Linked DNA regions of Homo sapiens: region 1 is linked to region 2. Evidence: chromatin contacts called from ENCODE Hi-C or POLR2A ChIA-PET data. All regions are on one chromosome and are shown on one strand. Each heading gives the region's core, a stretch centred on a gene start or an enhancer-like site at or near the end of the contact. The rest is flanking DNA. Distances are from core to core; before and after follow the strand shown.

Region 1 (5,850 bases), core at 2,134-4,633, 790 kb after region 2:
AATGCATACAATTAGACTGGAAACTCATCTGGGGGAAGAAATTACTTTCAAAGTCTTTAATGGGAAAATGGAGTAAGTTTAAATACAAACTGTGGGTTAGATAACAGTAAGTTATCAATGTAACTAATTTCATTTTCATCACTATCTCTAGCTTGCTCTCAAATACTTCAGCAAAAAGACAAAAACAAAATATAAGTATGACAAAGTTGTGAAAGCAAAAAGACAAAAAAAAAAACAAAACAAAAAACTACTTTGACAACAGCAGCAACAACCAGAACCTGGTGTTTCCAATTTATCAACAAGAATGAGACAGGTCTACTCAGTGATCATGGTGAAAAAGAAAAAAACAAAACAGCTTGTAACACAGAGAGAAATACATCCTACATTGATAAAAATAGCCAAATAATTGCCTCTTCCATCTAACATGACCACTTTGTTATCAGTGACAACTCCAGTCTTGTTATTTCCCCACCTCCAACATAAAAATTACAATAGTCTGATCAAATTACTACTGCTTCTTCACAGCATCCAATCCAGAACAAACCCATTGCCTAAAACTCTCCCCAACTCATCTAACATAAACCAAAACCCTATAACCAGGGTCCTCCTAATTGCCTCTTACCAAGACACCCCATGCATGTGTGGGCTCCTTGGATGCAGCAAGCTAAAACAAACAATTGTTGTTGGTTACAGGTATGTTCCTGGTGATGGCTGATGGTCATCAACAGAGCACACAGGGAAAACATAACATAACAAACAAACGTAACAACTGGTGAATCTGGGTGTAGAGTATATGAGATTTCCTTACGTTATCATTTTTGCAGCTTTTCTACAAGTTTGAAATTATATTTTTAAAAAAAGTTGGCTGGGCACGGTGGCTCATGCCCATAATCCCAACACTTTGGGAGGCCGAGGTGGGTGGATCACCTGAGGTCAGGAGTTCGAGACCAGCCTGGCAAACATGGTGGAACCCCATCGCTACTAAAAATACAAAAAAATTAGCCGGTGTGGTGGCGGGTGCCTGTAATCTCAGATGTTTGGGAGGTTGAGGCAGGAGAATCTTTTGAACCTGGGAGGCGGAGGTTGCAGTGAGCCGAGATCACGCCATTGCACTCCAGCCTGGGCAACAAAAGTGAAACTCTGCCTCAAAAAAAAAAAAAAAAAAAAAGTTAAAGAAATTAGGAAAGTCATTAATCAGAATAATAACGATGACGAGATGATGACAACTATGGCAATAATATCTAACGTTAATTAACAATAAATAGGTAGCTGATCTTCCCACTTCAGGCAGAAGGCCTCCAGTACAAAAGATGGGAAGGAATCTACTCCCCAAAGCCTGGGAGAAATAGATCTTCAGGACTCTGAGTTTCTCCATTTTGACTCTAGACTTGACAGCTGCCTTCTACTCATGTCATGGTTTTTGCAAAGAAACTTGACAGTTAATATTTAGTGGGAAAGAAAAATCACTGGACTGAGTAGGGTTCTAGTATGGCCAGCTCAGTTTTATCTGTGACATCTGGCAGGGTCAGTTTTCTAGTCCTGAGTTTCCAGATAAGACCTTTTCCTGAGCTTCTCAAACTTTAACATGCATCTCGCTCACCTTGGGATCTTGTTGAAATGCAGATTTCTGGGTCCTATCTGCAAAAATGCTAAATCAGAAGGCCTTCGGTAGGGCTCAAGAATGAGCCTTTCTACCTGGGTGATGCCAATGTTGCTGCTTTGTGAACCACAGTTTGAGTAGTGTTGCACTGTACTCAGTCCCTCTCCCAAAACAGCCCCTAATAAACAGAAATATATACAAGAAAAACTTGACAGAAAGGCACTAAACTATAGTTGTTATCTTTATACCCTAAGGTCATGGGGAATTTACATTTTTTAAATGTATTTCTGTGTTTTCCATGATTATGTGTTACCTCTATATTATTTGAAACAAATAAAACTAATAATTGAGAAAACTATTTTTAAAAACTCTTTTCTTTTTTTGAGACAGAGTCTTGCTCAGTTGCCGAGGCTGGAGTGCACCGGTGTGATCTCAGCTTACTGCAGCCTCGCCTCCTGGGTTCAAGCGATTCTCCTGCCCCAGCTTCCCAAACTCCTGGGATTACAGGTGTTGGCCACCACGCCTGGCTAATTTTTGTATTTTTAGTAGAGATGGGGTTTCGCCATGTTGGCCAGACTGGTCTCAAACTCCTGGCCTCAAGTGATCTGCCCGCCTCAGACTCCCAAAGTGCTGGGATTACAGGCGTCAGCCACTGTGCCCAGCCACTATTTTTTAAAAGTCATAGAATAGCCCAGACCTTGAGCAAAGTCCCCACAGTGAAGTCCCAACCTATTTTCACATGATACTAGCCAGCTGCCTATGGCTCATGCAGAACATACCAAAGAAGACTCAGGTCTAGACTCAGACTGCCTCGGTTTCAATGCTAGCTCTGCCTCCTACTAGCTAGGTGGCTATGAGCAAACAAGTTATGTTCTTATGTCTCAGTCTCCTCGGAAAAAGAGTATCACTTCACAGAGCCACTGTATAGTGGAAAGGTGTTCATTTGTATAAACCCCTTAGAATGGAACTTAGCAACTAACGCTAAATTATAATCACTTCTCATGCCCAAATACATGACCCCACACATTCTCTGATTTATGTGAATAAAACAAGAATAACAACAAGTCTTACTCACATGGGGTTCTGCTGCCTCCTCCTCTGTGCAGTGCTTTTTGAGAAGTCAGGGCTGGGGAAGAAAAACAGGCTATGAAGTAACCAGGATTGTGTCTTCATCCCGGATACATCACAGTGGCATCTCCCAGGACCAGTTAGAAGCAACCCTCTCCTTCCTCAAAAGAGGTCAGGGACAATCCAGCTTCATGGACTCACAGAATTTCGCCACAGAACGGGAGTTTCTAGGAAAATTACAGTAGTATTGGTAATTCACGTGCCAGGCAGTTTTACACTTTTTGTATTACCTCGTTTTCTCTCAAAACATTCTATTAGGAAGTTTTTGCTTTTATTTTCCTTCAGAACAGCAAACGAAGGCACGGGGATTAACTAACTCGCTCAATGTGATACTGTATGAAGTGGTAGGGCTGGCTCATTAGGTGGGGGAGTCACAATGAGGGAGCGAACAGCCCGAGAGACCTTCAAACCCGACGAAGCATCACCCCAGCCGCCCGAAGCCAGTACGCCCCCAATTCTAACAAGCTCCGCCCAGGGAAACGCAAAACAGCATCCTGGCCCCTCAAACCTCCGCTCTTAGCCGCTACTCCTTTTTTTCCCCAAACAAAAGACCGCTAGCTGCTGACCACAAGTGCATTTCGGGGAAGTTTGAAAGGTTCCTGAGAAGCTGACCTGAATCACCAAAGCCAGGGAAAAGATGGCTGCTACGTCGTCTTCCTGGGCGGAAGTGCCTGCGAGTATCAGGAGGACCTGGACTACGCTTCCCAGAATTCCACAGCACTGCCTTCCTCGAGCCGGAAGTGCCTACAACTACCTAGAACGATTGGACCTACAGTTCCCAGGATTCCGCAGGGGAAACATTTACAGCCTTACTGCAGCTGAGCTATGCGCGACTACACGGAACTCCGGACTACATATCACAGAATGCTGGAGTTGGGGGAAAAACAGAACAGTACCGCCCTCCTGGACTACACTTCCGGAATGTCCAAGCCTTCTGATGTGGAAGTGTCCAACTACCTTGAGCTCCTGGTTTTCATTTCCCAGAATCCCTCACTTCTCTTTAGGTATTATTATGGTCTGAGTGTTTATGGCCCCCACCAAATTCGTATGTTTAAATCCTAACTCCCAAGAAGATATTAGGAGGTGGAACCTATGGGACGTGATCAGATCAAGAGGGCAATGCCCTCATGAATAGGATTAATGCTCTCTTATAAGTGGCCTGAGGGAGCTCCTTTGCCTCTTTAGTTATGTGAGGACACAGCCAGAAGGACCATGTATGACTTAGAAAGCGGGACCTCACCAGACACTGAATCTGCTGGCACCCGATCTGGGGCTTATGTGCCAGCAATTTCACTCCTAAGTAAATACCCAGGAGAACTGAAAGATATCCACACAAAAACTTGTTCTAAAAAAGTTCATAGCAGCATTAGTCATAATAGTCAAAAAGTGGAGAAGACCCAATGTCCATCAGCTGATGAGTGGATAAACAAAATGTGGTCTAGCCATATAATGCAATATTATTTAGTAATGTGAATGAACAAAATATTGATTCATGTTATAACATAGATGAACTCTGAAGACATTATGTCCAATGAAAGAAGCCAGACACAAGATACCATATATGGTATGATTCCATTTATATCAAATGTGCAGAATAGGCAAGTCCATAGAGACAGAAAGTAAATTAGTTGTCTCCAAGGCTGGGGAGATGTAGTTGGGAATGGGGAGTGACTGTCAATATGTAGGGTTTTTTTTTTCTTACTTTTTTAGAGACAGCGTCTTGTTATGTTTCCCAGAATGGAGTACAGTGGCTATTCACAGGCATGATCATAGCACACTGCAGCCTTAAATTCTTGGGCTCAAGTGATCCTCCCGCCTCAGCCCCCTGGGTAGTTGAGACTACAGGCATGCACCACCACACCCAGCTCATGTAGGGGATTTCTTTTGGGAGCAGATGAAAGAGTTCTAGGATTAGATAGTGGTAATCATTACATAATATTGTGGATCTTTTCAAAGATAGAAAAATGTTATGTGACAATATCCCCTAAAGCGTTAAAATGTAGCTAAACTCAAAGCTAAGACAGGGAAATCCCAACGGCCAAAGATGAACAGGCAAGTTAGGCCCACAGATGAAAAAACTGAATGATCCCACAAGGGCTGGGCATACTAGGTAAGAGCTAAGGAATTAATCTTGTGTGTGAATGGGAGTTAGAGTAGCCATGCATTTTGGGAGACATGAACTATACAATATTACAAATGAAACAGTTCTCTCCTCTTGACTGTGAACAAACAACAACCAACCAAAAACAAAGCCAGATAGCTCCCAGCTTCTACAGCTGTCTTGTGACTAACCTGAAAACTCTGGTCATGAGGAGGGTAGATGTAGACTGTACCTACAGTCTTATCAGTTATGGGGCAGAGGGGCAAGAAATTATTTGGTTTAGTCTACTGGTTTTGGTTACAAATTACCTTGAAGGAAGATGACCTAATGTGGTATCTGGTGATACAAAGAAAGAAAAAGAAAGAAAAGAATATAGGTACTGGATTTCTGAAGCCCTTTGTTCAGAAAAGAGTTAACATAGGCCTGAGACTGTTGTACTTAAAAGGCCTGCTTGCAACATGCTATAGTTTGATGGTGTTCCCTTGTTAAAACTTAATCCCTTCTTGCTTTTTCATCACTTCCACCATATGAGGACATAGCATCTGTCTCCTCCAGAGGATGCAGCAACTGGATGCCATATTGGAAGCAGACAGCAGCAGCCCTCACCAGATGTTAAACCTGCCAGCATCTTGACCTTGGACTTCCCAGCCTCAAGCACTATGACAGATAAATTTATATTGTTTATAAATTACCTAATCTGTGGTATTCTGTTATAGCAGCGCAAGATATAAGGTTAGCCCTTGACTGGTATCTGGGAACTTGAATTTCAGGAGGATTTCCACAATTCTCTGATGAGAGTGGCTCACCATGCCCCGGCTATTTGTATAATGTGATTTATGCTGAATTCCTTCTGGGAATCTAGAATTTTGGCCCAAGCTGGCCTATGTGACCAGTTCCAAAACAAAACACAACGTAGTGCCTAGGGCACTAAGTCTCCATTGAGCTTACTGGGTAGACATTTCACATGTTTCAATGCTGAAAAAACAGTACATCATGAATGATTCTACAGGGAGTGGATTAT
Region 2 (5,824 bases), core at 2,751-5,250:
CTGTCTCAAAAACAAACAGTGGCCAGGTGTGGTGGCTCATGCCTATAATCCTAGCACTTTGGGAGGCCAAGGCAGGAGGATCCATTGAGCCCAGGAGTTCGAGACCAGCCTGAGCAACACAGGGAGACCCTGTCTCTCTTACTTAGAAAAAAAAAAAAAGAAACAAAATACAGCCACAGAAAAGCCTGTACATGAATGTTCATAGCAGCATTATTGGCAACAGACAAAAACTAAAAACAATCCAAATATCCTTCAAGGACTGAAAGAATAAACTGTGTCATGTCTGCAGACTACCACTGAGCAGTGAAAAGGAACAACTGTGAGCACGTACTTTAGGATTTCCCCAAAGGCCAAATTTCCCTGATCCTAGGTTGTAAAAAATAAAATAAAAATGAACAACTGCAGATCTATGTAACAACATGAACCTCAAACCCATTATGCCCAATGAAAGAAGCTGGACACAAAAGACTGGATGTTGTTTAGATCCTTGTTTAAGACATTTTTAGAAAATTACAGAGATAGCACCTCTGTGGCTGCCTAGGATTGGGAGCAGCAGAGACTGTAAAAGGGAACTTTTTGAGGGGACAGAAGCTTTCTCAGACCAGACTGTGGTGATGGCTGCACCACACAACTGCATAAATGGACCAGGAGCCAATGGACTCTATCCTAAGAACAGGTGAACGTTATACCATCTAAATTATACCACAAGGCTGGACGTGGTGGCTCACGCCTGAAATCCCAGCACTTTGGGAGGCCGAGGTGGGCAGATCACCTGAGGTCAGGAGTTCAAGACCAGCCTGGCCAACCTGGTGAAACCCTGTCTCTACTAAAAATACAAAAATTAGCTGGGTGTGGTGGCAGGTGCTTGTAATCCCAGCTACTTGAGAGGCTGAGGTAGAAGAATTGCCTGAACCCAGGAGACGGAGGTTGCAGTGAGCCGAGATTGTGGTGAGAAAGCGAGACTCCGTCTCAGAAAAAAGAAAAAAAAAAAAAGAGTCACTCTTTTCAGCTCCTATTTCCCTCAGAGTAAAGGCCAAGTCCTCCCCATGGCCTCCAAAGCTTGGCATAATCTGCATCTGTCCCCAGCCACCCCTCTCCCCTCACCCGCTCCAGCCTCCTCGCCCTTCCTTCATCACACCAGGCACCTCCCACTTTAGGGCCTTCGCACTGGCTGCTCCTTTGCCTGAAAAGCTTTTCCCTCGTGTATCTTTGGGACTCCCTCTCTCACTTCCTTCAGGTCTTTGTTCAAGCGTCACCTCCTCAGAGAGGCCTTCTAGACTACCCTATTTAATTGCAACTCTTCTACCCACCCCTCACTTCCTATCCCCATCCCAGCTTTATTTCTGTCCATGGCACGCAGAGCCATCTGAACTGCTGTTTTTCTTATTTATCTTGTTCACTGTGTGTCCCTGTCTGTGCTTCCCCTATAAATTCAGCTCCAACTAGAACATAAGTGTAAGGGCCTTCAAGAGGGCAGCACCTATTTTATTCACAGCTGTATCTCCAGCATCAGCAAAGGCCTAGCATGGAGTAGACTCAATTCGCATTCGCTGAAGGAAGGAATGGCAAAGCTGTGGGTTCTGTGTCCGAGTTCCTGGCTACAGGAGCAGGCTAGCTAAAGCAGCAGACTGTGCAGAGGGTGTGCCTGCTGTGCACTAGGCCCTGGGCATGGGAGAAGGGTGGCAGTGGCTGTGGACACATCAGTGACTAAGACACAGTTCCTGCTCTCGGATCTGCACGTCCACGCACACACACAATCCCCAGCAACATCTGCTAAAGGGTCCAAGAAGTAGCTGAGACCACCAGGGCTAGGCAAGAGCAGGAGGAAGCTAGGTTTTGCGGCATGTCTTCACTGATTACCTGGATCCACCACGGCATCAGGGAATTCCACCTCAGCCCAGCCTCTGTTTCAAGATCCGCTCATTCCACAAACACTGAGCACCTCCTCTGTGCCTGGCGCTGAGCTGAGTGGTGCTAAGGAAGCAGTGGTGATCAAGGCAGTCCTGGCTCTGCCCTCCTGGGGTTCCCAGTCCCCAGACAGTGAAACCCAGTAGGGCAGGGCTGGGACAGCGGAGCCCAGACAGTCAAAGAGGGCTTTCTGCAGGAAGGGACATCTGAAATCTGTAGGACTAATACACATCAACTAGCTAAAGAGGGGAGAGACCTGTGCATAGACTATGAGGAAAGAGACTGAGAGGCAATAAAAGAGGTTTAGAAATAAAATAGGTTCAGAGCAGCGGATCCCCTTTAGCGCAGTTGTTCTCACGCAGGGATGGCTTTGCCCCCCTGCTCTTGGAACATTTGGCAATGTCTGGAGACATATATGGTTGTCACAACTGGGGAGGGGCGTGGATCCTACTGACATCTAGTGCGTAGAGGCCACGGATGCTGCTAAACATCCTAAAATGCACAGGGCAGCCCCCCAAACAAAGCATTATCCAATTCAAAATGTTGATAGTGCCGAGCTCGAGAAATCCTAGTCTAGTCTGAAGAAAAGTGTCGGATCGTGCAAGACTGTGATTTATTAAAGAATTTGTACTTTGTCCTAAAGGCAAAGGGGTAACTCTTGATTGTTTTTAAGCAGAGTTGGTACAAGAGAAGATCAGAGTGCCATCTGGAAGCTCAGGGCAATGAGAACAACCTGGGCCCTGGTCTCTCAAGCCACCATCAACCCAATAATCAACAGAAACCCAGAGGGGAAACGACCTCCTTTCAGCAAGACTGGGAAACCCTTGAAGACAGGAACTGAGCCTTCATTCCAGCACTAACTCAACAAACATTTCCTAAGCTGTCCCTGAAGCCAGGCCCTGGCTGAGAATGCTGAAAAGATTCAGAGCAGATACAGTGGGCTCTATCACACAAATTTCATCCATGTGTCCTACCCAAGTGATACCACTTGCTCTTTCTCTGGGCTCCCCCAGTCCCTGACACAGACTTTTGTCACCAACCTAATCATTCAGGATTACAACTGTTTACATGTCAGTCTCCTCTCTTCGTCCCCTGACAGCAGGGATATGGCTGGCCCTCCTGTCCAACCTCTGCATTTAACACGGGAGAGATAAAGGCCTAAAGAGGGAAAGGAACTTGCCCAAGGTCACACAGAGAGTCAGCTTCATTCTCCCCTCTCAACCCGCACTCCTTTCCCCTGAGCTGCCTCCCACATGTCAGTGACATCCCAGTGGGTGGGTCGACAGCACCTTCATGTCTCTCCATCTATTCCCCAAATGCCTGAACGGTAGCTGCCTGAAATGGTATGCTCTGCAGTGTGTTAAGACAGCAGTGGGGCAGAAGTCATCCGCACCAGGACTAATTAACCCATAGAACTATTTTACATTAAAACCACAACCATACCAGTCCCTGTGTCAGCAGTGTCTTGTAACTTCTACATAAAGTTACAAACCTAACCAGGATGACCTTCTAGAAGCGCCTTAGTCTCACTGTTCCTTGAATTCCCGTCTGTAAAATGGGTCTGTCGGCCGTGCCCTGCTAATACTGACTTCCCCACAGCTAGAAAACTCCCAATTAATCACTGCGCACACCTCAAACACTACAACGAGACCTGAACGCCAGACCACTCTAGGAACGGCCTCAGAGCATGGAATCGCGGAGTTGAGAACCCAGCGCGCCAAGGTACAAGCCTGCGCCCCTCCGAGCCACTGTCTCCCCGGATCGAGCAATGAGCCTGGTGGCCGCCCGGCTCGAGCGTGCAGGGGAACCGACCCGCAACAGGGCCCTGTTCCCGGCACCGTCCGGCCTCCCGGGCGGTCCGGCCCTGCCTGGGCCGGGTATTCAAGGTCCCTCTGGCCAAGGAGCCCCCAGTGCACGGGATTCCGTGACAAGAGGTAGGACACGCCCCGTGGGAGGCCCCCCGGCTGGGGAAGAACCCCCTCAGTCCCCTCTCGGCCTCCGTACCTGACCGGAGCTGCCTCCCCCGGCCGCCACCACGGCGCTGCGGGCCCCGTCCGCCTCCTGCGCCGCCGCCATCTTCCCGCTCCGGGTCCCCGCCCCCGCCGCCAGCCCCGCCCCGTCCCCGACTTCGCAGCGCAATCGCGCGAGATTTCACGCTTTCCTAGCCCCGCCGGGCCACCCTATCCGGCAAGAGTGCCGCAGCCACGCCTCTCAGGAAGGCCACTTCCGGCTATGGAAGGACCAACCTGGCCACCGTACTCGTCTTTCTCCCAGCCCGTTTGTTTCCACCTAATAAAAACACTGTATGCTCCGAACTCCAGGACTTTCTCGGCCAGCATGTGCCTCCCGCAAGTTCTGTCCCTTCCGTCCCTTCACATTAACCCGCCTTTTCGGTTATATGAGCCTTTCGGGACATCCTGTCCGCTTCTCCCTGCCGATTCTTCGCGTCCTTTTCGTTCCATGTTTCTTGAGCTTTACCGGCCACTGTACGGCTTCGAACCACGCCCCTCTTTCGTCAGAGGAACCTTTCTGGCCACCGTATTCTGATTCGAAGAACTAGCCTTTTGCCCAGCACCCTTGTCTTCTGACCCCTCTTCCTAAGACAACTCTTTCGTTCAAGTCTCCTGAGCTCATATCCTTTCTGTGTTTTTAGAGTTCCAATTCCAGGGGTCTTACGGCCAACAAACCTCCGATGAGACCCTATGATACACCCCCAAGCCTTCGGACTGCCCTGCCTAGCACGCATGCGCGTTCCCTCAGTGGTCCAAACCTCGCATCCGTGGGCTAGGCTTCACGGGCTCTGAGAATTCCACAATTTTTCATTAGCTGTGTGTCTTCGTACAGCTCTAAACCCGGCCATCTGCTGAGAGACCCTTAGTTTGGAGAGGGTGTTACGGAGGCCCAGAGAGGACAAGACTCTCAGAGGCTGTTAACTGTTCACCCGTGAAATTGGGTGGATGTCTGGCCAGGGTTCTAACCCTTGTGGTGCTACTGACTGGATAAGATATCCTGGACAAGTGACGTCTCTCTCTCTCTTTTTTTTTCTTTTTTAGACGGAGCCTCACTCTCCCCCAGGCTGGAGTGCAATGGCGCGATCTCGGCTCACTGCAACCTCGGCTCACTGCATCCTCGGCCTCCCGAGTAGCTGGGATTACAGGAGCACGCCACCACTCCTGGCTAATTTTTTTTTTTTTTTTGAGACGGAGTCTCGCTCTGTCACCCAGGCTGGAGTGCAGTGGCGCGATCTCGGCTCACTGCAACCTCTGCCTCCCGGATTCAAGCAATTCTCCTGCGTCAGCCTCCCATTTTTTTTTTTTTTTTGTAAGTAGAGACGGAGTTTCACCGTGTTGGCCAGGCTGGTGACAAGTGACATCTATGTTTGAGCCTCAGTTTCTCCCCTTTTATAAACCAGGGATATAATCGTACTCGTTCTTCGTCTTCCCGTTTTGCCCCGCTGTGTTATTGGGAAGACGTAGTTAGATGGCGAATGGAAAACATCAGGCCCTGGGCCTCATGCTTAAGTGGTCAATATTTGGAGCGCTGTGATTATGAACCTTATATATTACCTGGAAAAAGAGTAAGCTTTGCATTGGGATATTCTGAATATATAATTATCATTTTATTATCGGTTTCCTCCACTTTCCTCTAGGTCTCAGCCCTGTAACAGTAGCTCTCGCTCTAGGAAACTCTCTCTGAGCCCTTTTCCTATCCTCCCTTGCCCCCTCAGCTCCTCCACCCCATCCCTGCTCACTTTGTGTCATCACTGTCAGGGATGGGTGTGTCTCCCCAACTGGGCAGGCTGACCTGGGACTGTTGTGGTCACTGCTGTATCTCCAGCACTGCCCTGGGGATGATTGCCCTGGGGATGAGGCTCTCTAGGTGCAGAAGGTGAGTGACTTACCTCTCTGAGGGCTAA

The links. Hi-C counts contacts between places; a loop is a spot of excess contacts on that map. ChIA-PET counts read pairs that join two places held with the same protein, here RNA polymerase II (POLR2A). Pooled maps may share reads with other maps.
Region 1: a loop to region 2 is called in a pooled map, with 3 times the contacts of the local background. The contact joins the promoter of ZNF226 here to the promoter of CLPTM1 in region 2. A Hi-C loop is called at or near these places in 1 of 50 pooled maps. POLR2A ChIA-PET finds 5 or more read pairs at or near these places in 2 of 52 experiments (MCF 10A and activated B cell).

The regions. Positions count from the first base shown.
Region 1 is chr19:44,162,633-44,168,482 of GRCh38, reverse strand. ZNF226 (zinc finger protein 226) reads right to left here and starts at 3,383. Exons shown (of 6, transcript NM_001032373.2): 1 at 3,341-3,383; 2 at 2,676-2,726. RefSeq lists enhancers at 3,362-3,481, 3,542-3,691.
Region 2 is chr19:44,953,556-44,959,379 of GRCh38, reverse strand. CLPTM1 (CLPTM1 regulator of GABA type A receptor forward trafficking) reads right to left here and starts at 4,000. Exons shown (of 14, transcript NM_001294.4): 1 at 3,913-4,000. The coding sequence starts at 3,984. RefSeq lists a silencer at 3,748-4,077.